3 separate regions of the Homo sapiens genome follow, and all the other regions are linked to region 3. Evidence: chromatin loops called from intact Hi-C (ENCODE). Cell type or tissue: PC-3. All regions are shown on one strand. Each heading gives the region's core, and the rest is flanking DNA. Links, peaks and the distances in the headings are about the cores only. Region 1 overlaps PLCB1 (phospholipase C beta 1). Region 2 overlaps PLCB1 (phospholipase C beta 1). Region 3 overlaps PLCB1 (phospholipase C beta 1).

Region 1 (10,673 bases), core at 813-8,812, 62 kb after region 3:
TATTGACTGTTTTATGAGGTTATGGAGATAGTTCATTAAATATTCCCCTCAAAAGATGATTCTTCTTATAAAGAGAGTCAGGAGCAGCAAAGTGATCAATAAACATTGGCATATTCACAACAGACTCAAGGCAACTTGTGACTAACCGTGTTTTCTTTTCTTTTTTTTTTTTTTTTTGAGACAGGGTGGTCTCACTCAGTCGCCCAGGCTTGAATGCAGTGGCGCGATCTCGGCTCACTGCAACCTCCGCCTCCCGGGTTCCAGTGATTCTCCTGCCTCAGCCTCCCAAGTAGCCGGGACTACCAGCGCCCACCACCACACCTGGCTAATTTTTGTATTTTGGTAGAGATGGGGTTTCCCCATGTTTCCTACTGGCTTTGGCAAACCCAGGTATGGAAATCCCCAGGAAACCAATTATTTCACTGAGTCAGAAGACTGGCCAGTGTTTACTGCGTCCATCTTGAAAATTCTACCACTATGGATTTCATAAAAAGCCACAACTCAAACAAAACTGAAACCCACATACACTCAAGGACTGAATCGAATATCTCATTGCTAGAAAACATGCAGTCGAATGTTTCTCCAGAATTCAGAACTCTACTGGAAAGGAGCCAAGTATTCCCTTCTAAGAGTGTCTCTTGTTGTTTATAACATAATAAGTTTCCATGGGACTTATGTGCAGCAATGTACAACATCATTTTGTGTCAAATTGAGGCCAAAATATTTTATTGTACAAGTTGCTTCGAGGGACCACCTACTTCTGTTTTCCCCAATGCCCTCAAAATTACCTACAAAATGAATAAACTAATTGAATCTCTTTTTTCATAGGGAAAAAATGAACTCTCCACATGAAAAGATCCTAGTGCATGTCACAAAGTGGGACAATCTAAAATAAACTTTTCCAGTGTGACTGGCCACATTTGGTCCCCTACCAAATAGCGACCAGAAAGACTTAAGGTCCCAGCTCACATGCAGAATTGAAACAAATTTTTAGCCTGATTTTGATTGAGGCATATTCTCCTATGACTGCTATTGCAGGATGGTAAAAATGTTGGGAACTCTAGATGACATGCCCATTGTTGAGTAAACTGCTAGCAAAGTCACACTTTGAATGAGGTTTCATGTGTAGTTTGCTCTAAATTGAGCCAGAATAAATACTTCTTTGCCACTGAAAAACTGTTAACTTTGAGCCATTGGCTTTTCAAATTTCTTTTGCTGAAAGATTTACAAAATATCTGTTTGTTACTTTCAAAGGAGTTGTTTATTTACCAATGGCTTAGAAAATTATATTGATATGATTTTCTAAGTTGATCAAGGTTCAGAATAGCTCAAAATAGTAATATCCCAGAGCAAACAGTAATGTAAAAAAAGAGCTTCCTCCCTGTTAAGACAAGATTAGGAACATGAAACACACTATTACATTAGTTAGAATAAGTGGATGAAGAGAAAGTAAATTATTATATACAACAACATGGTGAAAGAAATGGAAGAACAGGAAGAAATATGATGTCATGTAGCCTATACATACTTTTGGTGTCTGCAAAAACTTAGCTATGATCACTTTCTAGTTAAAAAACTTCATCCCATCTTGTTGCAGGAAGTCAGGGACCCCATATGGAGGGACCGGCTGAAGCCATGGCAGAAGAACGTGGATTGTGAAGATTTTATGGACATTTATTAGTTCCCCAAATTAATACTTTTATAATTTCTTACGCCTGTCTTTACTGCAATCTCTAAACATAAATTGTAAAGATTTCATGAACACTTATCACTTCCCCAATCAATACCCTTGTGATTTCCTATGCCTGTCTTTATTTTATTCTCTTAATCCTGTCAGCCGAGGAGGATGTATGTCACCTCAGGACCATGTGATAATTGCATTAACTGCACAAATTGTAGAGCACATGTGTTTAAACAATATGAAATCTGGGGCACCTTGAAAAAAGACCAAGACAACAGCAATGTTTAGGAAACAAGAGAGATAACCTTAAACTCTGACCGCTGGTGAGCCGGGCAGAACAGAGCCATATTTCTCTTCTTTCAAAAGCAAATGGGAGAAATATCGCTGAATTCTTTTTCTCAGCATGGAACATCCCTGAGAAAGATAATGTGCGCCTGCGGGTGGGTCTCTAAACTGGCCCCCCGGGCATAGCTGTCTCTTACTGTTGAGGCTGCAGAGATGCAATAGACTCCAGTCTCCCATAGTGCTCCCAGGCTTATTAGGAAGAGGAAATTCCCACCTAATAAATTTTGGTCAGACCAGTTGATCTCAAAACGCTGTCTACTGATAAGATGTTATCAATGACAATGGTGCCCAAAACTTCATTAGCAATTTTAATTTTGCCTCGGTCCTGTGGTCCTGTGGTCCTGTGATCTCGCCCTGCCTCCACTTGCCTTGTGATATTCTATTACCCTGTTAAGTACTCGTCTGTCACCCACACCTATTTGCACACTCCCTCCGCTTTTGAAAATCTCTAATAAAAACTTGCTGGTTTTTGCGGCTTGTGGGGGCATCACGGATCCTACCAACGTGTGATGTCTCCCCCGGACACCCAGCCTTAAAATTTCTCTCTTTTTTACTCTGTCCCTTTATTTCTCAAGCCAGCCGATGCTTAGGAAAAATAGAAAAGAACCTACGTGAATATCGGGGCAGATTCCCCGATACCATCTGTAAATTAGTTGAGGGAGGAACTCTATTCTCCTCAGTAACCTGTGGCAAAGTTTGGCATGGTTTCTTCTTCATAAGAAGGTTACAATTGTCTTTAATATTACCTGCTGCAATGTCAGCTCACGTTCCTCATCCAAAACCCAGTAATGGAACCATTCATAAAGTTCTAGATGTCACGAAATCACTCTGTTTTCTTATCTGACTGAATGGAACTGACTCCGTGGACTTGTTTTAGAGATACTATTGATCAGTTTCATTTCCTTGGGTTGTTCCTTGTTTTGTTTCTGCTTTTGCTAATTTCCCTCATGTCTATGTCAAGATTCAAAGCCTGTTTCAGTACTAGATGTGGAGAGGGATTATTTCAAAGCCAGTGTTACTGTATTTTCCATCCATGCCCCACAGTTACAGGAGCATCAGCGACTGCTATGCTGGCCTGGCCTCTCCTCACCACCCATTTATTAATACCTACTTTGCTGTCCTGTGCTTTGGTCTTTCTTCACATGTCTCACACTTGATTTTGTTCTTTTACTCTACTGTCTATTGCTGCTCCTGTTGTCATTGTCATTTCCCTTTATTAACCACCATGTCCTACAATGTTAACAGTCATGATTTATTATTTTATTAATAAAATCACAGCTTTAAGGCACAACGTTTTTAAGCCATGAAGAAAAACCCTCAAGAAATGCTTTAGTTTGACATGGAACCAACAATCTTCATGGGCAACCTTCAAATCCAGACACAAAAAGATGGTCATGGAGCAACCTCATGGAAGAAAAGCACAGAGGAATTCATCATGGTACCTATTTACAATAAAAAACGCAGACAATAGAACTACTAAAAATTCATAGAAACACTTCAGATCTCTTTCCAAGGGGCCAGAAAGGAAGAAACAAAAAATTGTTATAAACATGGCTGTAACGTACACTGTATGTAACCTGTCTACCCAGTTGCTATTTCCCCTCTATTTCTTTGATGATAAAATATCAGTTTTGTTCAGGTACCTGATGACCATGGAACTGAGGAAAACTGAACTCTCTCTAGCCTTGTGAGTGAATCTTAATTACTCTAAGCCAATCATGAAAGTGATACCCTACTGCCCATGATTGGTTTAAGAATGGGAATATGAGGCCATTGTACCCAATGAGGAAACACCAGCTAGAGGGGATGTAGGAAGGTTTTTCTCAATCCTAGAAAGGGTTACAAAATGAAGACATTTGCTGCACGTCCTTTGAGTGGTTTCATGTAAGGTTATGATGTGTGGAGCTAGGGCAGCCATCTCATGACTGAGTTCACGGTCTGGATCTAGAAGGCAACAACAGTGGAAATTCTAAAAATACCTGGAGATGAAATTGTTAAGCCACTAAATTAATCACTGTTACAACTGTAGTACCTCTGAATTTCCAGTAACGTGGCTTACTAAATACTATAACTGTTGAAGCCAGTTTTAATTGGGCTTATTGTAAAATTGCAGCTGAATGCACCCTGACTGTTAATAAATCAGCCAAAAGTTATTAGTTCTTTTCATGTCCAGTTATATCCAGGGAAGAAGTTTAAGGGTGCTTCCACATTTACTGAGGTTGATTTTAATCATGATGACCTAGAGCAGTAACAAGAAAATCTTTGTATGGGTTACTGATACTGAGAGTTATATAATTTAAACACATTAATGATTTTACATTCACATTTTATCTGTAAGTAAAATAGTTAACATTGTTGAACCAAAACACGCATGAAAAAAAAAAGCAAAATGAAACTCTGAAAAGAACCATATTACCTAAATTTTTTTGAAATACAAAAACTAGCTGAGCCATCAACCATAAGCAAATTCTATTATGTCAGTGTACAAAGTAATGACAAATTTAAAACCAGACAGCATAGATTAGAAATGTATGTATCTGAATATATCACCTGAGACTGATTATTATTAAAGTGTTTCTTAAATTTCAGTCAAACTGGATCTTTTGCTCTAAATAATTTGAGCATTTTAAAAAGATCAATTCTGATTGGAAAGTATAGCAATTTCTGAAATTATGTTAAAATTTATTCCACTTTATTAGTGCATAATCAACCTGAGAGGGTGGCTGAGAAGATCTACATTATATGTTTATAGGAGAAACGTAAGAATTAGCACCATATCTAAGTAATTATTAATTCTTGCTTGAGAATCTATATTGCCAACCCTAAAAACTTAGAAATTAAAAATATTAAATAAATGTCTTATATAATAAATATGAAAGCATAAGAGCACAAAGAACCATGAAAATATATTTAGAATTATCCATAAGAAATCTATAAGAAGTAAACTGGTGAATGAAACATACAATTAAATAAAACTAACGTTTTTTAACTTTTAGGACTCGAGAAATGCTTGTGTGGAATGGCAGTACTTTTTAGAGTAGATATTTTAAATTGAAAATAGAAGCGCAGGAAAATTGAAAAACACAATTTCCACAAACAGAAAACTATTCAGTGATGAATCAAAATGGAAGGAATGTTCTAAAACTGAGATGCCATTTGGTAACCTCAAAGTATTTGATCTACAGATACTCAGTTCATTCAAAGTTAATATTCATAAGACAATTAATTTTAACCAAACAATGAACATAAGATAATTTTAAAGCAGAGCCCCAATCAACTGTTACTATGGGAAACAAAAGATTTGCTTTTCTCTGATTTATGAGACTATTTTGCTAGATAAAAACCAAAGTGATTTTGGTGCAGGGCATCCTCTGCTGGACAGAGGGTGGCATTACAACATTACATCAGCTATTTAGAACTGACGTTTACTTAGTAGTACCCAAACTGAAGGTTTGGTTAGTCTCTGATTCTCCAGGGGAAACGGACTATAAAAATACCTTTGTCTGAGCCATACCCCAGATTAGTTAAAGCCAAATCTCTGGGGCTGGGTTCTGCATATTTGCAGTTTTTAAAAGCTCACCAGGTGATGATAAATGCTTACTGAATATTGCTATATTTTTTCCTTCATTGAGAAAGATACATGAGTTTCATATGCAAGAACTGATCTGAGACTGTGTACAAGGTACTTATGTAAACCAGGAAGGTTTTACTCTTACTAAATGGAAATCAAATAAAATAATTGTTCATTTTAATTCAGTTCCGTTTACCTTGGGCTTTTCATCCAGGATCTGCTGACGTATTTCCTTGTGTTTCTCTACGAGTTTTTCTTGCCGTTTACTTTGCGCTTCTTCTAGCTATAAGAAAGTTACAAGAAACATTACTTTCATCTAAACATTTAAAAGTGCACGTTTTCAGAAAATACCGAAAGCTTTTCAGATCTATGGCTTACATTTGATTATTTGATCTCCTGATCAAGAACTACACTTACAAGTATAGGAAACTGTAGTAAGTGTTGAAGCTAGGTGACAGAAACATAAGGGTGGGAGGTGGTGATCAATGGACTGCACTGTTCTTACCTTTTTATAAATATGTAAACATTTCTATGACATTAAATTGGAAAAAAAAAGGACAGCCCTTCGAGGTTGCCATCATCTCTATCATTGATGACAATTAAAGGTTCTTTTGGGAACACTATCATTTACAATATGTTTCTGGGCTCTTGACTTTGGAAATGACTTGACTCTATTTTTAGATGAATCCTTTTACAAAGTGGTTTGCAATTCAACTTGCAGAAATGTTGATTAAGGAGTGCCCACCCTGTGAAACAGCTCTGCTAGGTGCTAGTGATAAAAAGTTATGGCAAGGCATGACATTTCCTTCCAGAAGCTCACAGCGAGCTCACCAAATGTTCACACATGTTTTGCAAAGGAGAGAGCGTGATGAGCCCACATACCCTCTTGATATACTGCACCACTTCCTGGATATATGACCGGATCATCTCTGTCTTCTCCCTAAAAGCAAATGATGAATACATCATTATACCAATTCATCCAGAATTGACAAATGGTAATCTCAGACTTCTAGATAAAAGGTTACAGAACTCTCAACATTCTTTTTCTTTTTTCCTTATTTTTATCTATTTATTTATTGGAGACAAGGTTTCGCTCTGTTGCCCATGGTAGAGTGCAGTGGCACCATCATGGCTCACTGAAGCCTTGACCTCCCATGCTGAAGCCATCCTCCAGCCTCAGCCTTCTGAGTAGCTGGAAATATAGGTGTGCACCACCACACCCAGCTAATCTTAAAATTTTTTTGTAGAGACAGAGTCTCCCTGTGTTGCCCAGGCCCCTATTGAACTCCTGGCCTCAAGCAATCCTCCCACCTAGGCCTTTCAAAGTGCTGAGATTACAAGTGTGAGCCATAGCAACATTCTTATTACTGCTACAAGGAAGGTATAATCTGCCAGCCTTTGGACAAAGGTCAGGTTCCTCCCAAGGCACAGGCTCTGTTTTCACTAAATGCCAGGAAGATTATGGGTAGGAAGTGAGGATTTAGCCTTTCCCTGAGGGAAGCTCTTTGCTTACTCTTTATCTAAAAGGCCCTGGGTGTGCCTCACTCCTTTATTGAACCAGTCTTTGCTTGAGCCTTCCCTGTTAAAAACCTTACCAAAAGAATCTTTTGAAAGGCTGACTAGAGGAGAAACTTCACGAAGGAGTCTTTGACTGGTTATGAACCTGTGACTCTGACGTACAAAATAAAATAATTCCCAGATGAACTGTTTGGGAGAGGGGACACTTTTGACTTACTCTTCCATCTGACTTTTGTCTTTGGATTTAGCTTCTGTTATCTTCTCCTGCCTCTTTTTATCCATTTTCTTCTTTAATTCTTTCTTTTCTCTGAAGTCACAATGGAAGTAAAAGAGAAAAAAGAGGCAAATCAGATGGGAATTTGTGTTGAATAAATTCAGATGCACATGTCAATTGTAATGGGAATGAGGGCTTACTTCTCACAGATTTCTTTGAGCTTCTTTAACTGATTGTTCTGACACTCTTCTGCGACATCCGTCAACTTTTGAATAAGCTGGAAAAAGAAAATGTCAGTTTGCTATTTCAAATGATTGCAAACAGAGCTTCCTTCCCACCTCCCTCAAACAACAGAATCTATAGTTAGAATATCTGTGATGGATGTTTCACAATAGTTAAAGTTGTCAGACATCTAACATTGGCAATGAGGACAATTTAGAACCATCATATTATCTAGGCTTATGGGTTTTAATATGAAATTCTTCTTATTATCTCTTTTTAATTAAACAGAATTCATTAGATTGTTGTGGCAGTTATTATAGCCCAGCTCAGTGCAAAGACAACTTACAGTGTAGAACCTGGTTCCAATCTCTACCCTAAGACTTATTAAAAGTGAAATTTGGGGCAAGACCCTACATTTTCAGAACCTACATTTTCTCAGTTGATCACTGTCTTTATGTCTTTGGAGGTGCTGTGAAGCTCAAAATAAAAATAAGTATGACACAAATGTAAGTTATAATCAACAGCAAGTTATAATTCTTGGCTCACAACTATCATTCATTGTTGAATTGCTTTGAGGATAACATGAGTTTCCCATCTTAGAAGTTGACATTTATGTTCTTGCGTGGGTAATTTCCAGTAGATATAAAGAACATCAGAAATTCTCTTTGTGCTTTCAATGAACTGTCACTACATCACTGTGAACGCAAGTATTTATTGTCATACATCTATTATCAAATCAAGCCCCAAGGGGGCATCAATTGTGTTTTTGTATCCTTGGTATTCTGCACAATTCCTAATATTCACTTGATGCCCAGTAAGTGTTTGCCAATTACATAAAGGTAATTGTGCCTGGTAATCTTTTCCTTTTTTCCTCATGAGGAACCTGGAGAACCTTCTGCAAGGTTTTCAGGTGGCTGTAGCAACTGGACTCAACCCTTCTTACTGGAGCACCCAATAGACAGTGTGGACATCCTCTGAAAGCCCCCACTGCTTTTCCCATAGATGGAGATTCTCTTTCCCAAAAACATATAAGGCAAGCTGAGTTGACTAGTCTTCTATAAGTGGCAGCTGTAATAGTGACAAGACAAATCATAATACCACAAACTTTTGAGACAGCCAAGTATAAGGGAGTCCCCGGAAAAACTGCAACGGGCCTGCTCACTGGGAGGAATGCACACTGAGGTGGAGCCACAGAAATCCACCCCATTTGCAGCAGGGAGGAGCCTGGCCACTCCTCTTCCTGGGTGGAACTTGGAATTCAATCTGCAAGGTGGGAAGCACACTAGCAGGGACTCCAGCCTTGTGGAGATAACCTGTTTCCCTCTTTTCCTTTCAACACAATAAAACCCTGTCCTCCTCACTCTTCAAATTGCCTTCAAGCCTAACTTTTTGTGGCCATGTGACAAGGAACCCGTCTTTAGCTGAACTAAGGATAGGGTCCTACAACACTTTAACTGATAATTTCTATATGTCAGGCCTAGTTTTAAAAGATTCACATGTGGCTGGGCACAGTGGCTCACACTTTAATTCCAGCACTTTGGGAGGCCGAGGCAGGTGGATCGCTTGAGGTCAGGAGTTTGAGACTAGCCTGGCCAACACGGTAAAACCCTGTCTCTACTAAAAATACAGAAAGTTAGCCAGGCCTGGTGGTGGGTGCCTGTAATCCCAGCTACTTGGGAGGCTGAGGCAGGAGAATCACTTGAATCCGGGAGGTGGAGGTTGCAGTGAGCCGAGATTGCACCACTGCACTCCAGCAACTCTGGGCACACTCTAGGCAACAAGAGCAAAACTCTGTCTCAAAAAAAAAAAAAACAAAAAAGATTCACATGTATTTATTTAATTCTGAGAATTGCCCTATGCGGTTGGTGTTATTATTTTTGTTTTACATAAGAACACGCTGACACATCTGGCTCAAGTCCTGGGCTCAGGGCCCCAAAGCTGGTAAGTGGCTGAGATGGGTACAAACCCAGACAAATAAGGTTCCATGGCTTGCAAGAGAATTACGATACGGAATCCACATTCGTTTAAAATTATCATGAAATTTGATGCATTCATCTGTGAAGTGGATTAAATCTGAACAAATATTAACTAGGACTTGGGCCAGCAGAAAGCCTATTTGATCATTCAAAAGGGATTGCCTAATCATGATTATCACAATTAAAGAAATCATGAGGCATTACTTTGTAGTCATGCCATTTATCAAGCTGTCTAGATGTAAAATTCCAGTGTGCAAAGACTCTGGCCATTTCCTTGGGGTCTCCTGCAACGTCTCTATTTAGCTGAAAGTGTCCTCTCACTAGCACCTTCCCTTCCCTAGAGGGCTTTTCTCCTCTTCCAACCACTTGAAGGAGTTACAGAGAGTTATCCAGGGATCACCTTCCTTGGCTGCAACATCAGAATCATGTGGGGGAACTTCTTAAAAATACAGATTCCAGGACCTATGGACTCCAAATGTCTAGGGGTAGGGCCTGGGAATCAATATTCTCAAAATCTCCTGAGGTGATTTGGATGCTTTGTGCCAGACTTGAAGTGGGAGGTTGTCTTGGTGGACCCTCCCTCATTCTACAAGCCACTGCTAAGTCTCCCAGCAACTCTTTTGAATTCAGTAACAATTATATTCCTGTTTCCATGTCCTCATCTCTATCATTCACCTGACTTCAGAATATTTTCTTGATTATGCCAGCATCTGCTCACATGTGCTGTTTCCCTTCCGCCTACTGCCTTTATCCTCAGCAGCATCGGCCTCCAGTCAATATTGAGACTAAGCTGGAGAACTCACAGACCTTCTGCCCACTCAGTTCTGACTTTTATGTTGGTTTGGTGTCAGGCTCCACACCACTGTCAGTGCCACACTCCCTCCAGACTCCCCAGAAGTTCCCTGTCTGCCACGTCCTTTTGCCTCCCTCTTGGCTCCCATCACACCCCCTGCATTTGCCCTTTACCCCTTGCAGAACAAGTTTCCACCTCCTGTGGTCCCAGAACACACACTTATCTAAACTATCTGATTCAGCCACGATGCAATGGATATTTATTAAGCACCTACTAAATAGCAGGCACTGTTCTAGAAACTCTGAGCTGATGACCTGGCTTTCTAGATCTTGCTACTCAAAGTGTAGTCCACA
Region 2 (10,673 bases), core at 1,177-9,176, 94 kb after region 3:
GCCATGTTGGCCAGCCTGGTCTCAAACTCCCAGCCTCAAGTGATCTGCCCTCCTCGGCTTCCCAAAGTGCTGGGATTTCCAGGCATGAGTCACCATGCCTGGCTGATTTTTTTATCCCATGCTGAGAAAACTTTGAATGTGATAGAGTCTGACCTTAAAACATTCTGGGCCAAGTGCATTGGCTCATGCCTGTAATCCCAGCACTTTGGGAGGCCGAGGCAGGATCACCTGAGGTCAGGAATTCGAGACTAGCCTGGCCAACATGGTGAAACCCCATCTCTACTAAAAATACAAAAATTAGGCCAGGTGTGGTGGCGCATGCCTGTAAGTCCAGCACTTTGGGAGGCCAAGGTGGGTGGATATCTGAGGTCAGGAGTTCGAGACCAGCCTGGCCAACATGGCAAAACTCCTGTCTCTACTAAAAACACAAAAATTAGCTGGGCATGGTGGCACATGCCTATAATCCCAGCTGCTCGAGAGGCTGAGGCAGGAGAATTGCTTGAACCTGGGAAGCAGAGGTTGCAGTGAGCCAAGATTGTGCCACTGCACTCCAGCCTGGGTGGCAGAGTTAGACTCTTGTCTCTAAATAAATAAATAAATAAATAAAAATGCAAAAATTAGCCAGGTGTGGTGGCAGGCACCTGTAATCCCAGCCACTCGGGAGGCTGAGGCAGGAGAATCACTTGAACCCGGGAGACGGAGGTTTCAATGAGCCGCGATCACATCATTGCTCTGCAGCCTGGGCGACAGGGTGAGACTCCGTCTCAAAACAAAACAAAACTAATCTGTATTTTACTGATATATTCAATCAATTCTAGAATGTGCATTTAAAAAATATGTTAACATTTCCGAAATCAAGATGCATCTTATGGTTGGTGGGGTATGATGGTTGGTCAGTGCTTTTCTTTTTTAGCAATACATGAACGTAGGATGCTTTACAACTGATGGTATCTTAACTCCAGTGAATTATCATTTATATGGACCTAGATCAAGTCATAGTTCACATGTTTCCATGGTTTGAATTGAATGTCCTGCTTCTGGGAACAAAAAATGTTACCATAAATATTTGAAACTATCAAGAGATTCAGAAATAATATATGCTGTGAATAACAAGAGACCTGAATAGAAAATAAGATGTCTAGTGAATAAACATTGAGACTAGAATAATAAGTTATGTTATTAAATGTTAAGGTCTTTAAGCAATAGAAATATGTTTCCTTTTCTTATACTGTGTCTATTCTCCTGACATTCGATCTCTTTTGAGAATGAGGCCATGGAGAAAACCAGGTACATTTATTTAATGGTTTCCTTCAGGCCCAAATTGACTCATTATGGTTGCATAATAAATTATTACATTAAGAATTTATAATCCCAAGGAATTGCTGCATTCTTGGAGGCAGATGCAATTCTATTTCTTTAAAAGTGGTTTACAGCATATCAGCTATAGGCAGTTTGGAAATAAGGCTCTAGATGTTCTAACCTACGATTAGAAATAAATCCACATAAACTATTATTTTTAAAAAGTCTGTAGATGAGAGAGGCTGTTCCTTAGACTATGCTCTTAAGTATAAAGGTAATGCTCACTTATATAAAGACACAAATATCATTTATAAATAAGCCACCAAGATATAATCACAGCTAATGTATTGGTACAGACCATTGCCTTTTGTCCATTCATTTACGTTATTTTAAACAACATTCTAGGAACACTGCTGTCTCTTGTTGTATGCATTAATATGGTGTTGTTTCCCATGAAACTAAATCTTTCTTTTTTTGAGACAGAGTTTCGCGCTTGTTGCCCAGGCTGGAGTGCAATGGCGCAACCTTGGCTCACGGCAACCTCCGCCTCCTGGGTTCAAGCGAATTTCCTGCCTCAGCTTCCTGAGTAGCTGGGATTATAGGTGCGCGCCACCACAGCGGTTAATTTTGTAATATTTAGTAGAGATGGGGTTTCTCCATGTTGGTCAGGCTGGTCTCGAACTCCCGACCTCAGGTGATCCGCCCCCCCCTTGGCCTCCCCAGGTACTGGGATTACAGGCGTGAGCCACCACACCCAGCCTAGAACTAAATCTTTTAAAAACATGTTTTGTTGGGAGGGGCACAGTGGCTCACGCCTGTAATCCCAAAACTTTGGGAGGCCGAGGCGGGTGGATCACCTGAGGTCAGGAGTTCGAGACCAGCCTGGCCAACGTGGCGAATCACCGTCTCTACTAAAAATAGCGGGTGGATCACCTGAGGTCAGGAGTTCGAGACCAGCCTGGCCAACGTGGAGAATCACCGTCTCTACTAAAAATACAAAATTAGCCGGGTGTGGTGGCACGTGCTTGTAATCCTAGCTATTTGGGAGGCTGAGGCAGGAGAATTGCTTGAACCCGGGAGGTGGAGGTTGCGGTCAGCCGAGATTGTACCACTGTGTTCCAGCCTGGGTGGCAGAGTGAGACTTTGTCTCAAAAACAAAACAAAACCAAACCATGTTTTGTTTTCTTTTAATACTTTCCTCAAGTAATTTTTCTACGCATATTTTATGCATTTCTTGATGAAATGCAAATATACGCATCAAAGTGCATAAATCATAAAAGTATAGCCTTGTAAATTTTCCCAAAGTCAATGTGCTTCAATATCCATCACTTAGGTCAAAGTTAGAATTTGGCCAGCATCCCAGAAGCCTTCCTTTTTGGTTCCTGTCTCCCACCAAGTATAATCCAAATCCAGGTTTCTACAGCACAGATTAGTTTTGTCTTTGAAGTTGGTGTATATGGAATCCTACAGAATATGTTCTTTTGTGTCTGACTTTTTTCCTCAACATTATGCTTGAGTTTTATCCATGTTGTGTGTGACTTGAGTTTATTTATTCCTGCAGTTGCCTCCTGTTCCATGCTAGGAATTTATCACAATTTATTTACCTACCTTACAGCTGATGGACATTGGGTTGTTTCTAGATTTGGCCCTTACCAGTGGTGCTGCTTTTGGTGAACGTGTGTGTACATTTCTGTTGTATATTGAACCAAGTATTATAAACATTTTTAAGATTCCACTACATACTGCTAATTGTACTGCACAAAGCTTGTACCAATTTTAGTTCCACTAGTTTATGTGACTAACCAAATATAAAATAACTCCAAACTGTATCACAGTTCTTAAACACTGTGCATTTTATGCTCACAAATGGATCATATTCTGCATATCTAAAATATAGTTTATTATTGGCAATTTGGGAAGACAGGCATTCTTGTTCACTGGGTTACATTTCCAGCATGAAACTATTCTTTGATGCTGAAATAGCTATCTTGTGAAACTACATTATTTTTATGCCAGTAGGGTTCTAGCTACAAAGTATGGTTACTTCTCTGTGATTATATCATATCATGTAGACTAAACTAAAAGTGTATGTCTCTAGATTTTTTAGAAGAAGAAATATTAATGATGTTGTTTTTCAGATATGAATGGAAATTTCCTCTCCTCTAAATACTTCCACTGTGTAACACTGAGCTGCTTAATTCCATGGGGGGAAAGGGTGGCATTTACCTGTTAAGACACTCTGAATAAGATCTTCTGTTTTGGCAGGTGCCTTTACAGAACCTGTAATATAAAAGATAAAATAAATAGCCTCTTCAACTTTTTAAATTTTATTCTTCCTGTAAACAAACAAACATATTTGGGCCTTGAATCTAAATCTCTTTTCAGAGAAATGACAAATTGTGTGAGAAAATTCTTTATAAAAATTATTCTTAAAAAGTCTTCATTTGCAGCTTTGAGACAAACCTAATTAAATGTAACATTAGGCCAGGTGCAGTGGCTCATTCCTGTAATCCCGGCACTTTGGGAGGCCGAGGCAGGCGGATCACTTGAGGTCAGGAGTTCAAGACCAGCCTGGCAATATGGTGAAACCCTGTCTCTACTAAAAATACAAAAATTAGCGGAGCATGGTGGCGGGTACTTGTAATCCCAGCTACCTGGTTGGCTGAAGCAGAAGAATCACTTGAAGCCAGGAGGTGGAGTTTGCAGTGGACTGAGATCATGCCACTGCACTCCACCCTATGTGACAGATTGAGTGAAAGTCTGTCTCCAAAAAAAAAAAAAAAAAAAAAATGTGATATTATATGCCCCATTTATAACGAGAGAAAAGAGAAAAGACATCCACTTGGAACAAATTCAGTTTAGGCAATGCTATCGCCATCTTCTGGCTAAATCAGGAATGACAAGTGACCTTTTAAAAGTCAAACGCTGGGAGGCCAAGGTAGATGGATCAGCTGAGGTCAGGAGCTCGACACCAGCCTGACCAACATGGCGAAACCCCGTCTCTACTAAAAATATAAAATTAGCCGGGTGTGATGGTGCACGCCTGTAATCCCAGCTACTTGGGAGGCTGAGGCAGGAGAATCGCTTGAACCCAGGAGGCAGAGGTTGCAGTGAGCTGAGATCACACCATTGCACTCCAGCCTGGGCAACAAGAGCCAAACTCTGTCTCAAAATAAAATAAAGTAAAATAAAAATAAAAGTCAAATGTTGACCACTAGGCAGTAATAACTGTTACAGGAAAGATCCATTGGTGAATGTTAAAAATCAGTAAGCAAAAGTTTAAGGAAGAACAGGATATTTGCATAGTCTCAAAGTAGCTCTCCCAATATATCTAAGAGGGGAAAATAATAACTTTCAGTGGAGAAACCACCTTAACCAAGTGATCCCATATCATCAGTGATGAGACCCAGCAACATCATATATCCGTGATGTGATGCACTGAGAAAGGCGAGTATCACTTGCATGGTGCTCTTGTCAAAATGCATGCCCTCAACCTAATCATGGGGAAACATCGGACCAACCCAGACTGAGGGATGTTCAACAAAATAACTGACCAGAGTTCTTCCAAAGTACCAAGGTTATGAAAGACAGGAAAGACTGTGGGACTGCCATAGATTAAAGGAGACTAAAGAATCATGACAATAAAATACAATTTGGGATCCTGCGTTGGAATCTTGAACAGTAAAAGGACATTACTGTAGAAAGCAGGTTAGTCCAAATAAATTGTGCAGTTTAGGTCAGAGTATCATGCCAATGTTACTTTCCTGGTTTTGATGATTGCCCCATGATCCCGTGAGATGTTAACTTTAGGGGAAGAAGAGGTTATTTTTGCAATGTATTCTGTGCCATTTAAAAAATATTTTCTGTAAGTTCAATTATTCCAAAATATCAAGTTAAAAAAATTAAATGTGAAAATGCTAAATTCTCTTTTACTTTCAGGAACACATGACTATTTACTCACACATTTAAATGATGGATTTATATTTCAGAAGCATTCAAGATGTTTGTATTTGGTATATAAAACTCTTTATTTGAAAATTTACTTCTTGTTTATAACGTCATCTTCTTACTATTATTGACTTTGGCAACTTTTTTTTTTTCTTTTTGAGATGGAGCCTCGCTCTGTCACTCAGGCTGGAGTGCAGTGGTGCGATCTCAGCTTACTGCACCTCCGCCTCCTGGGTTCAAGCAATTCTCCTGCCTCAGCCTCCTGAGTTGCTGGAACTACAGGCATGCACTACCATGCCAGGCTAACTTATGTATTTTTAGTAGCGATGGGGGTTTCACCATGTTGGCCAGGTTGGTCCTGAACTGCTGACCTCAAGTGATCCACCTGCCTCAACCTTCCAAAGTACTGGGATTACGGGCATGAGCCACCATGCCTGGCCAGCAACCTTTTAAAAAGCAGTTCAAGCGTGTCTGATACAAATTAAATATAATTGGTTTTTTTTTTTTTAATTCTCTTTCTCTCCCATGAGAAATACCCTTAAAAGATCTGGATCTACTGGCACCCTGATCTAGTATGACAAAGAAAGGAGCTCCTTTCCACACCTTCATGGAAGGAAATTCTGCTCCCTTTTGTTTACTTTATTAACCAATTCAACAAGAAATTATCAGGTACATGCTATTCCCCAGCACTGTGTGATGTACAGAGGAGGCATCAAATTGAAGTCTACCTAGGAAGCCTCCCATCTACTGGGGTAAACAGGACATACACACAAGGAATAGTTACACAAAGCTGCATAAGATTAAATGTCAAAGTTAGCTGCGTAGAAATCAAAGGATTTTTATTTTATTTATTTATTTATTTATTTATTTATTCATTTATTCATTTTGAGAAATGAGACAAGAGTGTGGCTTTGGCTGTAATATAGGAGCTAAAAGCAAGAATGTTAGTATCATTGGGAACTGCATCAGGCCTAAGGTCACTCTTCCCTGGCACTGTGGCCTTCAATAAGTACTTTATCACCTGAAAATGGCAGCTTATTCATCTGCACAATGGGGACAATAATAGAATCTACTCTTGGGCCTGGTATGGGGGGAATTGAAATGATCCATATGAAAAGCTTAGCAATGTGTCCAGCACAGGGCAGACACTCAAAGATGTTGAAAAGAAAGTTGGAGAAAGAGGGAAAGGAGCCCTTGGCACAGAATTAATGAAGCAAGACTAAGAATGCACTTCTAAGGCATGGTTGTTTATAAGCTGCTTGGAGAATTCTTCTCAAACTGTGCCAGCAGATGGGTCATAACTCATCACTGAAAAAGGACACCGGAAATCTGGGTGATTTTTTTTGTTGTGGTTTCATAAGTTATCTGTAGAGCCAGATGAGCACATATGACTCTCTTCTGGCTTTCATTCATTAATTGCACATTGACGGAGCTCCTCCTAAGTCCACACATCTTTCCCCACTTGATGCTTTAGCTACCCACATCACAGCGCCTCCGTCAGTGGCACTAATGAACTGGAGGATCTTGCTCATGTTGTCCAGCTCTTTCCAGATGGCTTACCTGGAGCTGGCTGGCTGTGGAGAGCCTGGGAGGGTGGCTTGGGTGTCAGGGTTGTAGTGTGATTCACCCCATTTTCTGCTGGAGTCGTTCTCGCTTCACTTGGAGCCTCTGATGGTGTTTCTCCAGGATCAGCCTAAAATTATAAATATCCTTTCATTTTCCACATTTCTTTTTATTCTTTTCTTGCCTTCCTAAACCAACAAGGCTACATTTTATAGCATCTTCACAATTCTTTTGGAGTTGGAAATATCAAATTTGATACTCCCTGGAAAGCAGGGTTAAAACAGCATAGTGTTGAGCCATGACTATGGGAGGTTAATTGTATTAAAGTCTCCAATTTTTACACCAACCTATGTCTATGCCCGTTGGTGGTGCCCTTCCACACTGACTCTGGACCAGACCATGTGATTTGCTTTGGTTAATCAGAGAATAGCAAACTTGATACAAAAGACCCTTGCAAATTTTTCCACTGTTTCTCAGGGTCCTATTATAGCAATGGAGGATGAGAGGTCTGAGTCATCCTGGTCTGTCATCCAGCTCTTCTGGAAGAGAGCTGAGTCATCCTGGTCAAGGATGTCCTGGACCAGCCAGTCCCCAGCTGAGCACATACACTTGAGTGAACCCGGCTGAGATGAGCTGAGTCTATGAGTCTGGTCTGGATCTGCAGACCTGCCCAGCTGACCAGATAATGCATGAAAAATAATAACTAGTTGATGTTATAAGCTGCCAAGTTTGGGGTTGTTTTACAGAATGAGCTAATCGATGTGATGGATAAGAACACACATTTTGGAGCACAGCTTGCCTGGGTTCAGATTCTGGCCCTGCAATTTACCAGCAGTGTGATTTTGGGCAGTTCACTTAACTCTCTGTGCTTCAATTTCTTTATCCTTATAGATGAAGACAGGTGTTTACTGGGGATCATAATATTATCTTGTTAGATTGTTTAGATGATTAAATAAGTTAATACTTATAAAGTACTTAGAATTGTTTCTGGCACAGAGTAAATATGTGGATGTTAAATAATGTGAAAGTTGTCAGAATCTAAATGGAGTCCCTTATATTAAAACAACAACAACACCCACAAAAACCCAAAAAACCCTGACAAAAAGAGCCAGGGAATGTCATAAAGAGAAGGTTCTCACTCATAAATGCCTGATAAGAAAAACTCTCACAAAAGACTCTGCAAAAGCCATCACCTTGTACAAAGGCCATAGCAACTTTACACAAAAAATACTTCTGTGAGGACACCTGCCTAGCAACTCCCTGTCCAACGTCAGACTGAGGTCACTCTTGTTATTGATCCTTGTAGCCAAGGCTAATCATCTGAAAACAATTATGTAACCCTCCTCATTTATCCTTTACAAACCTTTGTCTTCCTTCCCTCCCTGACTAAGCACATAATTTAGTATGCCCTATTCTTAAATAATACCATTTTCTTTTAGAGAGCATCTGTTTGTTATTTATGTTGACATAAAACAAATAAAACCTTTAAGCTTGTGGAATACTACCAATGAATAATAATAATAAATGCATTGAAACGTAAAATCTTCATTCGACACCCTCCAGCAGCTAATTCCACATACCTTATACACAGTAAACAGTTTAAAAATGTTTGTTGAATAAATGCTGATCCTTATAAAATAATTGCCTACATACTCTTTTAATGTTGCTTTTCAATATGCTAAATTCTCTGTAACTCTTTATCAGAATTGCCTTCCAAGTCCCTGGCAGGTTTTACTGACAATGAGGCTATCCCAATGTTCTACTTTGTAGCACATTTTAAAAATACATTAGGAAATATATTTTTCCAGAAGTCTTTTGGAGCCTAACATTGTGACATTTTGGCATGTGATTACAGATGAAAAATTGACCTATAATAACTTTCTTATAAAAAGTAAGATAAGAGTGAAAATAGTGACACTGATTGTCACCAGTGGCTTTTAATCTGTTTCCCAAATCATCTTTAAACCATCTTCCAAAACTGCATTAAGTGATGGCAGAACTTATTTTAATTCAACAAATCATCCCTGCTTGTTTACTACACCCTACTCAATGCTGGAAGAGCCCTTAGTAGCAGTGGCTGGACATCAGTTAGGGGAGACAGGAGACTAAACAAGTAACCGGGGCAGCCTGTATAGCTCACTATGGCAGAATCTTTCTTTTGAAAAATGACTACTTCTGATGGGTAAGTGCCAGTATGGTCACACTATTTAGTTACATCCATCAGAAAAATTCTCCCTAGAATTATATGCAAAGGGAAAGGATTGTGTATGTGTTGTTCAGCAAGACATTGCAAACTGGAAAGTCATGGTCCCAATGGAGTACATGGATGCATTTTCTTTGGCTCAACCAGTGTTGTCAAATCTTTTAATTAAGGTGATCTTATACTGAAACAATGGGTTTCTTACTTCCCTTGAAAAACTAGATTTGACTACATGGGACCTATACACCCACAGTGGGTGGTTCTTTGGCTTAAATACAGCAGGGGTAACGCTTTGCTGGCCTCCCAGCTGAAGAGGGTGCCCATGGTTACCAAACTCAGCTGCTTTAGAAAGCAGGTAGGAAGATGTCCCTATTCCGTGGGGATCTGACCTTCCCCATTATATCCAAGTTGGTTTCTAAAACCATGTGGGGAATGAACCAGATTCTTCCCAATGTGACAGCTCACTAAAATTAGCCCTCTGAAAAAGGATAGAGAAAAAGAAAATTTTGATGGAGGAAAGAATGGAAGTTAGGGAAAACCAGCTTCTGTGAAAGTAATAATGGTGGCTTTTTTTTTTTTTTTGGCAACTAAAATTAGTGTCTTGAGGTGTTAGACTGGAGGTGCATTCAAACTGGATCCAACAAGTTTATTTTTAGATTTGCATTAGGTTTTCAGATACTCCATGTAGCTGTATGCCCTTGGGAAACCAAGTTCGATTGTCAATTTGAGTCAAATAAAGGAAAAAATAAATCTCTGCTTATCAAGGGCATGTGAGACAAAGCCTCCACCTTCCAAAAAGGGACGTACTATATAAAATCAAAGACATTTTTAAAAAGCAGATAGATGTTAAGTAAACATTCAGGCAAATACTTTATGGTTGCAGTCGGGGATAAAGTGGGCACCAAGGGTTGGTGCTGGACTTTGAAGTAGGCTTTAGAGAAATGCTTAGTCCAGGGGTCACACCTGGTGATGTCTCCATGTAGAGTGGACTGTGTCACTCTTGGGACACAACCCCTAAGGATACTATTCACACTGTAGAGTAATAGGCAGTTAGTGGAAATGATAGAAACCAGTGAAGTAGATTTAATGCAATAGGGCAAAGTGAGGTCATGTCCAGAGCAGGAGAGAGACAGCCTGTAAATGGGGCAGTGGCTGCTGTTCATTTTTAGCCTATTTCCACCCAGGTTTTGAGAAAAATGGAAAAATGAAAGTTTTGAGTGAACTCTCCCAGTTTCCAATCACTGAAAAGACAAACAGAGCACATCTTCAGACTGCATTTGGCCCAGAAGTTGCCAATCTGTACCCTCTGCCAGGAGGAGCAGAGTTTGCCTGGAATTCTGAGATGGTGCAAGAGTGAGCTATGCATCCTTAGTAATGCTGAAGTGACAGGACTGTGCTGGGAACTCGGTGGGCCAGGAGCTTCTTACCTTCTCGCCCCAGTGGCCAAGCAAAGGCATAGAGAAGAGGGTCAGTAATGAGGACATTAAACACTGGGCTAAGGAATTTGGAGATCCTTGCATAGTCTGACTCTTGTCAGGGACCTCATGATTTTCTGGAGACAGATGTTATATACAAGTTAAGTCAGTGGTCCCCAGCCTTTCTGGCACCAAGGACCAGTTTCATGGAAGATAATTTTTTCATGGACCAGGGGGAGAGGAGGTTA
Region 3 (10,673 bases), core at 1,621-9,620:
TCAGTGCTGTAGTCCATTGAACCCATCAGTGGAAGTGACCCCAGTGGAATCATACAATCTCTGCACACTCACACTGTAGAGAGCCTACATCTTGGAAAAGGTCCAAGACTCCCCGAGGGATCTCACTTGGACTGCTGCAGCCTTATGCCATTTAGATTTGAATGATTTTTGTGTTATTCTAGCCAGGGCCATCCCTGTCCTATCATTGGAATTTAAACATTTCCATTACTACACAACATCAGGGTCTACTGCCAAAAGAAAATGTTCTTTGAAATTATTCTTGTAACTTGTCAGAACAATTTAGATTTCCTGAGTTTGTGATATTTAGATGCTATTACTGAGGACAAGTCCATACCTAAATATTTCATAATGAACACAGGAGCCGCATTACCAAAACTGCTTGTAACAAGAGCAGGCCGTGGTGTGTGTGTGTGAGTGCAAATGAAACAGTATTTAGTTTATGTTTTGACTGCTAAACCTTTAATCTATTTCAGATCCTGGGGTAGTTAAGGATTGGCTAAATAGGCCTCAAGTAAAGCTAACAATAAAAATTAAATAAAAATTTAATTCAAATACTTAAAATTATGAAACTTATTCAAATGACACCCTCAATAAGGTGAGAAGCAAGTGATAAACTGGGCAAATATTTTCACAACAAACACATCTGACAAAAGAATAGTATTGAGAATATATAAAGAATTGTTATGAAGTAATGAGAAGACCAATCACTCAATTGAAAAAAATTACCAAAAGATACAAAGAGGCATTTTGCTTAAGAAGGAACATGTGGCTAAAGGCAAAACAAAAACAAACTAAATAGAAGGGATGGTCAGTTTCTTCACTGATCAGAAAAAGGCAGATCTAGACCACATTGAGATATCATTTCATACTCATCTTAGTAGGAAATATTAGGAAGTCTGACGTTAATATCAACTATTGGCAAGTGTCAGGGTAATACAGTCTTTCATATATTGCTGAAGAAAGTGTAAAGTGGTATAGTTACTTCAGAAGACAATTTAGCATCATCATGTAAAATGGAAGATTCATATTCCCTATGGCCCAGTAATTCCACAGTTTGGTATACAACCAAGAAAACTTCTGGTACAGAGTTTGCATACTAGGAGATATGAGATGGCATGTTCACAGCAGATCTGCTTAAAACAGCAATCAACTGGACATCACTAAATGCAAACTGACAGTAGAATGGATAAGTGCGATACATTCATGGAATAGAATAAGTCAAAATAAACTATAGCAACATTTAACAATATAGATACCTTATACTTAGATATACTTTATTTAAATTTTTTTCATTAGTACACAGAGAGAAGTTCACATAAGAGAAGTGTGGTAGATTGAGTTTTCAAAAACCCACCATTCTTCACTCCTCTTTTGTGACTTGTTTTGTCAATAGGATATGACAAAAGTGATACTGTTGCAGTGCTGAGTTGTTCTCAAAGGGCCACATGTGCCTCTACTCTTGCTATTGAAACCCTGCCACCAGCAAGTGAACAAGCCTGGGCGTGTCTGTTCACAGATTAGAGACTAAGTGGAGAGATCCGGTCGTTCTAGCAGAGGCCATATTAGACCAACCTACATCCAAGTGACCCTCAAACATGAAAGCGGGTCCAACCAGTATCACCAGCAGAGCTGTCCACCTCATGCTCAGTTGACTCCAGACACATAAGTGAGAACAACTAAGACCAGGAGAACTTCCCAGCTCACCAGCTTGTGGATAATAATAAATGCTTATTGTTTTAGGCCCCTGAGTTTTGTGGTGGAATTTGTTATACAGCAATAGCTAACTGATACAACAAATTCATGGACTTAGGATTTTCTTCCACAAAGTGAACACACCCATTTAACCAGCACTCAGATCAATACCAGCACTCCATAAGACCTCTACCTGCCACCTTCCAATCACTAGCCATCCTGTCCCCTACCCAAGATAGCATATTTTCTAACTCTTCATATACACTGAATAATAATGTATATACTTTTTTGTGTCTGGCTCTTTTTATTTATTTATTTTTTTGAGACACAGTCTTGCTCTGTTGCCCAGGCTGGAGTGCAGTGGTGTGATCTCGGCTCACTGTAAACTCCACCTCCCTGGCTGAAGCAATTCTCATGCCTCAGCCTCCCCAGTAGCTGGGAACTACAGGCGTGTGCCCCCACGCCCAGCTAATTTTTGTATTTTTAGTATAGACAGGGTTTTATCATGTTGGCCAGGCTGGTCTCGAACTCCTGGCCTCAAGTGATTCACCAGCCTCAGCCTCCCAAAGTAAGCAACATATTTTTAAGTGAAAAATTGTAGGCTCCCCCAAATTTTATACAGTATAGGTTCAGTATGGTCCTTTAACTTACATTATCATATTTCAATATGATACTCCATATGATACCATTTTTATGAAGTTAAAACAACTAAGATAAAAAAATAAAGTGTTATAGGAATACATATGCATGATATATATGCACATGTATATCTATAACCATGTAAATATAAAAAACAGGAATATATACATGCACACGTTTCAGATTCATTGTTACCTTGAAGGGCAGAGGGTGGAGAATGAAAGGCCAGGGTACCAGAGGGGGAGAAACCAGTATTGTAGTTTTTGTGGTGTATATGGGTGTGTATTATATTATAAATACAGTAATATGGTCTTGCATGGACCAATGAGAAGGAGGTTGTTCATCCAATTTTCAAAATGTGTGTGTAGAGCTACCTAAATAAAGTAGGAGAACAGAAGGGAAGAAAGGGTTCTAAAAAATAACCAGTCTGTGGCAAATTTTACATCTGAGAAGACCAAAAAGACTGAAGACCACAAAATTTAAGTGACTTGGCCAGAAGTCATTCAGATATTCTTATGACATGAATTTGATATGAAGAAAATACATTTTAAAGGTAGTTTTCCCCCCTTATGGTTTATGGTTGAAGCAGATTCTATTTTCTTACAAATGCTGTGTTCTGATATTTAAAATGTTGTCTGGCATCATTAGGTCTCAATCCCTTCTTAGAACAAAATGTTCCTGCTCTCTCCCATTTGAAGAGTATTCTTTCTTCAGATGAGTTTTCTAAACTTTCCTATTAAACTTGCTGGAATGTGAATGGGGAAATTAGAAAGATTTTTGTTTTTTTGTGTGTCAGTGAGGTGATTCATCACAGCACATTTCTTAGAATTTGGAGGGAATCCTGGGTCTGGGAGTGCTGGTGACTTGGAACAGGTTCTGCTGCAGCTGGGTGAACTTGGTCTTTGTAGACTTCTCTCTCAAGTTTATCTCAAGAGGGGGATTTGACCAAAGAGTTAGAATGGAAATAATGGCATTCTTCTCCCATTTCTTATTTCTGACCTAACAGCACAACTCAAAATATACTCAGGTGTTCTTTTATCTTGTGAGATAACTCCCTAGAATTGGTGGGAGTGAGTGGGGGGGGAAGAATCTGCTCTCCCCTGCACCCCTTACCCCATTTCTGAAATGTCTGAATCTTTCTTCCTTCCAATCATATGCTCAAGAATATCAAAAAGAGAAAGATTTCCAAGTCAGTTCTACATTTTGATCACATCCCCCTATTAATCATATGTTTTTGCTACCATCTGCAACAGAGAGAAATTTTAAATTCATTGTGCATACATCGTTTAAAATTTCCCCTCTCCGTTATGTTATTTAAACTTTTCCTACATATCAATTAGTTTGAAATAATAAGTCTTTAGGCTATCCATTAATTGCTGTACTGTAGACATGATCTGTATTTAAAATTATGCAAGGAAAATTAAGCTGAAGCACGAAGGAGTCTTGGCTAACGGTGAAGGCTTCTTAGCCCTTCAGAGCAAGAACTGAGATAACGAGGACAGGAAATACACAGGAGGCTCCTTGCCGAGTTTGTCGTTCGCCAGCGTGGAGACGTGAAAACAGACTGCTCCAGCTGTGGGCTCTTCCTCGCTTTTCAGTTTTCCTTTTGAATTCTTACTGTATTTGGTCATGCCGAGGCAGAAGAAAACGATTGTCAGCCAAAGGTCCTTTTCCAGTAGAAATTTATTATAAATAGTTTAACAGCAACTTGGCTTCGTAATTAATTTCCCTACTCCCCTCCCCTTGCAAAAAACAACACATCTCCATTCTGTAATCTTGATTAAGTTTGTGGCAGGTAGAAGGGCCTGGACCCGGGAGAAGAGGAGAAAAAGGAGAGGTGTTGGGGCTGGTAGCCTTACTCATTAGTGCCTTGATTTTAGTAAACACCATGGTGTTATTGGAAGAAATATTACTTAGAATGAAGAAGAAATCACAGAACTCTCTGTTGCTTGTTCAGAGCCCCTGAGGCCTGGGACCTCTGCAAGATTCTCGGCTTCCTAATAACCAAGGCTCTAGGCAGTGCTAAAAAAAAATGCCCTCTGAGATCTGTCTGCCTGATCTAGTCCCACCCTGTTGGGTGGTAGTTTCAGCAACTGAGGACTGTGCAATTGAGTTTTGCACACTGGAAAAAGAAAGATGGAACGAGTGTTAGAAAGTGGCTCATGGGTGACATTTTTCAGATCTTCCCTACCCAGGAAAGTTTAAGTTTATGGATGTTTATTTTGCCTTTGTGAGCTCTTCCTTTTTTCCCTCTGGCTTCTTGTTTTTGCCTCATGATTAATCATTTTGACTGCAGATCTGGCAATGTCAAGCATTGTGGGGCTCCTCTTGCCCTCTAGTGGTGAAATAGTAAAGTACAGCACTCGAAATACCATATGCCCATTACGAGTAAATGGTTAGAGCTTGGGAGAACAGCGCTTCTTTGTTGAATAACGCTTTGAAGCTTACACACACAATCACATAAAATGCCTCAGCACAGGGGACTGTGGAAGGAGAAGAAAGCGTCTTATTCTGAGTGTCATCATTTAGGAGACTCACACAAAAGTAAGAGAATCTTTCTAGGGAAATGTTCTCTTTTCTTTGCTTGAACTGAAGTTGCAATTTAGAGGCAGTTACCCTTAACCCTGGCATTTTTTTTCCCCCAGTACAAGTGTTCATAGAAGCACCACATGTAATAGGCAAAAGCTGGAAACAACCTAAATGTCCATCAACAGTGGAATGGGTAAATGAAGTGTGGTGTATTCACATACTTTATAGCAATTTTTAAAAACCCGACTACAGCTATCTACAACAACAAAAAAAGAAGCCAGATGCAAAGAACTATAGACTGTATGACTGTTTATATAAAGTTGCAAAACAGAAAAACTAATCTCTGTGTTGACTGACATCAGAATAGCTGTTACTTCCGGATGGAGGTAGTACTGACTGGGTTGGAGCACGAGGGAAGTTTCTGGGGTGTTGATAATGTTCTGTATCTTGACACAAGTGGTAATTTCATAAATTCTGTAAAAATTTGTCAAGCTGCATACTTTTTATCTGGGCATTTAATTTTTTCCTGAGGCTATCTTATATGGACTAATAACCTACTTTATTTTATTTATATAACTAATTGTCATGAGCATACTATTGGATTTATTTCCTTATGTGCCCAAAGTTCCTTTGATAAATACTTTTTTTAAATTTTGTGATAAGCCATTTTTCAGAAAATTCAATATGCACATGTTTTCATATCATCTGTAAATTCATGCATTCTGTGGAAGTTGTTTTTAGAGATGCTTCCACTTTCCAGGTGGTGACACTCACCTGACCTGCCTGACACTCATGTCCCCAATGGATATGGGGGCTGCCACACTGTAAACTGACATAATGTAACTTCTGGCCACCACTCAGGGGCAGTAACAAAATCAGAGGTCACTTCATGACACCTGGAGCCAGCCAGGGGCTATTGGATGTGATCATTCTGGTATACTGTGCTTCTGTTACCTGTAGGATCTAGCATTGGTGAGGTAAGATGGTTGGTAAATATTATAAGAAAACAATAAACATTACAAACCGGGAAAGAGTTGAGAAAATTGGAGAGCAAACTATGCTTTTGGAGATTTGTGGGGGCCTCTGGCACTTTCCAATCTTAGGATGTAAAAGTGAGCCTTCTCACACTAAGCCAATTAATCCAAGAAGTGAGTGCCTCCTTATTCACTGTGTGCCCCTTGTCTGTAACTGACCCTCTACTGATGTGGCTTCTGTGGACAAAGGAAAGGTTAGAAGAGCAGATTTCCCAGGACCACAGGCCCATCTTAAGGAGGCTGGGATATGGCTAGTGGGAGTTCTGCCTTCCTCCACTTCTTGGGACAGAGGCCCTGATGTCAGTCCTGGAATATCAGGAATAAGGTAACTCAGAGTAGTTTCTGTCATTAGACTCAGACTGGATTGGACAGAATTGGTTTTGCTCAACTCTGTCCTGGAGGATTGTTTTGTGGTTGATGAAAAGGAACACTTTGTAACACAGCAATTTTCTTAGGTTCTTCAATTAGGAGTTAGAAAAATGATGGATCTTTCTTTTGGGAGACCAGCAAAAAGATATTCGCTAATGTCAGTAGGTACAATTTAGAAATGACACTTAGTAACCCCAGATGTGGCTGAAATGACAGAATAATTAGGAGGCAGAGATAAAACCTGGCAGCAGGAATGAACTGAGACAGCAGCCTATTTTGCAACTTTATATAAACAGTCATACAGTCTATAGTTCTTTGCATCTGGCTTCTTTTTTTGTTGTTGTAGATAGCTGTAGTCGGGTTTTTAAAAATTGCTATAAAGTATGTGAATACACCACACTTCATTTACCCATGCCACTGTTGATGGACATTTAGGTTGTTTCCAGTTTTTGCCTGTTACATGTGGTGCTTCTATGAACACTTGTACTGGGGGAAAAAGATGCCAGGGTTAAGGGTAACTGCCTCTAAATTGCAACTTCAGTTCAAGCAAAGAAAAGAGAACATTTCCCTAGAAAGATTCTCTTACTTTTGTGTGAGTCTCCTAAATGATGACACTCAGAATGAAAAAAAATGAAAAAAATGAAAAAAAAAAAAACCAAAAAAAGAAATGGAGATGGAAGCACAGGGCTGATGACTTCTGATGGATAGCAGCAGCTGGGGTGACTATGGCAGACATCACTAATCAATCTTAGTGGTACTTCCAGGCCATCTAGATAGCCTTGGAATCCTTATCAACAAAAAGTCCCAGGCATCTGCTACCATATGATGGAGTTGGCATGCAAAAAGTAACCCACTACCATACAGGATAAGGCACTTCGAACTGAAAGTTGAGTAGACACTCAGGGTTATTTTGCAGCCCAGTATAAATCTTCAAGCAATGACTACCTCCTAGGCTACTGTGGCCTGTTGAAGCAAGTTTATATAAGCAAACACATATATCATAAATTGCTAGGGACCTTGAATAACAGGAAATTAGCAGTTATTAAATGCAAATGACTTTAGGAGGAAGAGAGGTAAAGAAAAAGAGTGAAAAGCACTGGTGGTAGTCAGTGGTGGTATGTGAGTATAAGGTAACAAACAGTGATGGTGACTGTGGCTAAAGGGAGCACACAAGGTCATCTAATCGGGGATTCCACTCCTCAGATCCAGCTAATTGCTGCCAAGTCCATTGGAACATGGCCCCAGTGAGCCAGGTCTTTGAATATTTCAATTAAAGCAAGGAAACATTTTTAAAGGATATCTCCTTATTTTTAAAGTTGGCATCCTGTTCAACAAGAAGATGAAAGAACACTAAGAAAAAAACATTATAACAATGTGTGAGTACAATAAACCATGTTTGTGGATTATTCAGCCAGGTTACTGGTTGCGATCTCTGGCTTAAAGATTTTGGTTGGAATAGGAGCATCAGAGACAGGCTTCTGAAATAGGCTGCTGTCTCGGTTCATTCCTGCTGCTATAACATAATATCTTAGACCAGGTAATTTATAATTAATAGAAATTTATTTCTCACAGTTCTGGAGGCTGGGAATTCCAAGACCATGGCACCAGAAGATTTGGCGTCTGGTGAGGGCTCATCTCCTGCATCCAAGATGATACCTTTTTGCTGTGTCCTCACATGGCAGAAGGGCAAAAAGAGCAAAGCAGGCTCCCTCAAGCCCTTTTATAAGGGCACTATCCCCATTCATGGAGGTAAGGCCCTCATGACCTAAACCTCGTAAAGTCCTCACTTAATACTGTTTTACTAGGGATTAAATTTCAGCATGAATTTTGAAGGGACACATATATTCAAACCATAGCAACTTTATTCCTATTTTTTCGGATGTTAGAATGAAAAATCACCAGTCAACTGCCTTGGGAAGTTTAGCCTTTTATCTTTTCCTAACCCAGTAAAGGGAGCCTGGTCTGCTTTCTCAGGAATGTTTGACTCTGGATGTTCCTCTTCATCCATAATTCATGAGCACTATTGGTGCTACTACCTACATTTATACAGCGTCTTACATGCATGAACACACTGCCTGGCTCTGGAAGCACGATTAGAAAATGTTGTGCCTGTGGGTATTTTTGAGCATTTTAGTTTGCCCAAAAGCTGAAGAGTGTCTGCTCTGGCTATGACAGACATTAATATTCACAGTGGCATCTCCTTTGCTCAAGAAAAAAGAAATCTGCTGGGAGTCACACAGCTCTAAATTGAAATCTGTGCACATTTACACTTACGTGTTTTAAAGAGCTGGTTTAGAGTAGTGGTTTAGAGCACATGAGTTCTAGGGCCGGGCTGCTTCGTTCTTTTTTTTATTTTTAGACGGAGTCTTGCTCTGTCGCCAGGCTGGAGTGCAGTGGCGTGATCTCGGCTCACTGCAACCTCCGCCTCCTGGGTTCAAGCAATTCTCCTGCCTCAGCCTCCCAAGTAGCTGGGACTACAGGCCTGCACCAGCATGCCCAGCTAATTTTTGTATTTTTAGTAGATATGAGGTTTCACCATGTTGGCCAGGATGGTCTCGATCTCTTGACCTCGTGATCCGCCCACCTTGGCCTCCCAAAGTGCTGGGATTACAGGCATGAGCCATCGCGCTCAGCCCTGCTTGGTTCTTTTTTTTATATTTTCTTTTAATTTTTAATTTAATTTTATTTTATTGAGATGGAGTCTTGTTCTGTCACCCAGGCTGGAGTGCAGTGGCATGATCTCGGCTCAACGCAACCTCCACCTCCTAGATTCAAGCGATTCTCCAGCCTCAGCCTCCCACATAGCTGGGACTACAGGCGCACACCATCATGCCCTACTAATTTTTGTGTTTTTAGTAGAGATGGGGTTTTGCCATGTTGGCCAGGCTAGTCTCGAACTCCTGACCTCAGGTGATCTGCCTGCCTCGGCCTCCCAAAGTGCTGGGATTACAGGTGTGAGCCACCGCACCCGGCCCTGCTTGGTTCTTAACTCTGTCAGTGAATAGTTGTATGAGCTTGAGCCAGTGGCCAGTCTGCATCTCAGTTTCCTTACATAAAATGATAATGATGGAGCTGACATCATAGATATTGTGGATGATTACAGAAGACAGCTCAGTGCTTGGGTAGGTAGTAAGAACTCAATATCAAGATTTTGAATAATCTCTCATTAGTCAAAAAATGGGAAGCAGTGCCCACTTGAGTGTTTGGCTTCTCTTTTATTTCTACGACCACATATAACTATAGCATTTTAGCAGAAAGAGCTTTGAGAAGCAGAGGGTGCAGTCAGCCTAAATTTCCCTCTCTTGTTCTGAAAGCCTGCAGCCATTCTCTCCCAGGACAAACTGTTTACAGATTCTAAGTGTTTGGCTTCCAAGCCCCCAAAATGCAATCCATTTAGAAAAGCATGAAAAATTCCTCTTTTGAAATTCCAAGTGTGGCTCCCAAGCTCTGACTAGTACTAAGAAATGTTAGGCAGCAGAGAGAAAAGAGGGGAAGCTATTCTTCTTTAGCTCTGATCCTTCTGCAGAGTTTGTCTTTCTAAGTGCACCCTGTGGACAACTGACATCAGAATCACTGGGGGGAACCTGCTACAAAGAGAGTCTCAGTCCTCATCCCGGACTTCCAGATGTGGGCAAGACAGGCCCATCCCTTGGGCCCTCATGGCCCCCCAGCCCTCCTTCATCCACACACTCCTCATGAGGTGAGTAGCTTAGTACACAAGACTATGACTCCTGCACATGGAGACATGGCCTCCCTAATGCTGGGGTACCCAGATGTGATATAAGAAATATATTTAGTCTTTGTCCCAGGTTTCTGGCATAGACCTCCTAAGACGCTTGGGTTTTTCACAGTGATAAGGAGGCCTTGTGTAAACCCCTTTCAATCATATCTGAATTTATGTTAATAAGTAGATTTAGAATAGGGCCCCTGGAGAGCCTCAGGATAGGGGTGATCACCAGACAGATCAACTGACTGGAGGGTTGGAACTTTCAGCCTCCCTCACTAACCTGGTGGGAGAGCTAAAGATTGAGTTATAAAAACTCTTAAATAATGATGTAAAGCTTCCAGGTTGGTGAATACATCCATGAACTAGGAGGGCAGCACACCCTAACTCCGTAGGATCATAAGCTCATGTTCTTGGGACTCTTCCAGACCTTGTCCTGTGCTATGATTTGAATGTGTTCCCTCTAGAGTTAAAGTGTTGAAACTTAATGGCCAATGTGATGGTATTAACAGGTGGGGCAAACAAGAGGTGATTAAGTCAAGAGGGCCCTTTTTCATGAGTGTGATTAAGGTCCTTAGAAAGGCTTTTGATAGCATTGGTCTCTCTTGCTCTTCTGTCTTCCATCATGTGAGGACATGGCGTTCCTCCCCTCTGGAAGATGCAGC

The links. Hi-C counts contacts between places; a loop is a spot of excess contacts. Peaks named below come from ENCODE experiments on the same cell type or tissue, not always from the same donor. Only the 100,000 strongest peaks of a DNase experiment are listed, where the experiment ranks them.
Region 1: a loop joins it to region 3, with 4 times the contacts of the local background. A loop is called at or near these places in 23 of 110 quality-filtered maps.
Region 2: a loop joins it to region 3, with 4 times the contacts of the local background. A loop is called at or near these places in 4 of 110 quality-filtered maps.

What each region holds. Positions count from the first base shown.
Region 1 is chr20:8,785,382-8,796,054 of GRCh38, reverse strand. It overlaps PLCB1 (phospholipase C beta 1), which reads right to left. Exons shown (of 32, transcript NM_015192.4): 28 at 7,530-7,606; 29 at 7,333-7,422; 30 at 6,480-6,537; 31 at 5,794-5,880. Among named protein-coding and RNA genes, the nearest start is that of RNU105B, 40 kb to the left of the region's middle. In PC-3, for the core only: a CTCF peak has its summit at 5,397; a DNase peak (open chromatin) is centred at 5,404.
Region 2 is chr20:8,753,313-8,763,985 of GRCh38, reverse strand. PLCB1 (phospholipase C beta 1) reads right to left here. Exons shown (of 32, transcript NM_015192.4): 24 at 6,808-6,940; 25 at 3,526-3,579. Among named protein-coding and RNA genes, the nearest start is that of RNU105B, 73 kb to the left of the region's middle. In PC-3, for the core only: CTCF peaks have their summits at 4,153 (motif pointing left) and 4,179 (motif pointing left); DNase peaks (open chromatin) are centred at 4,185 and 7,375.
Region 3 is chr20:8,847,979-8,858,651 of GRCh38, reverse strand. The region is part of intron 31 of PLCB1 (phospholipase C beta 1); the gene reads right to left. Among named protein-coding and RNA genes, the nearest start is that of RNU105B, 22 kb to the right of the region's middle. RefSeq lists a silencer at 1-150. In PC-3, for the core only: a CTCF peak has its summit at 4,685 (motif pointing left); DNase peaks (open chromatin) are centred at 3,191 and 4,691; H3K27ac peaks cover 344 bases.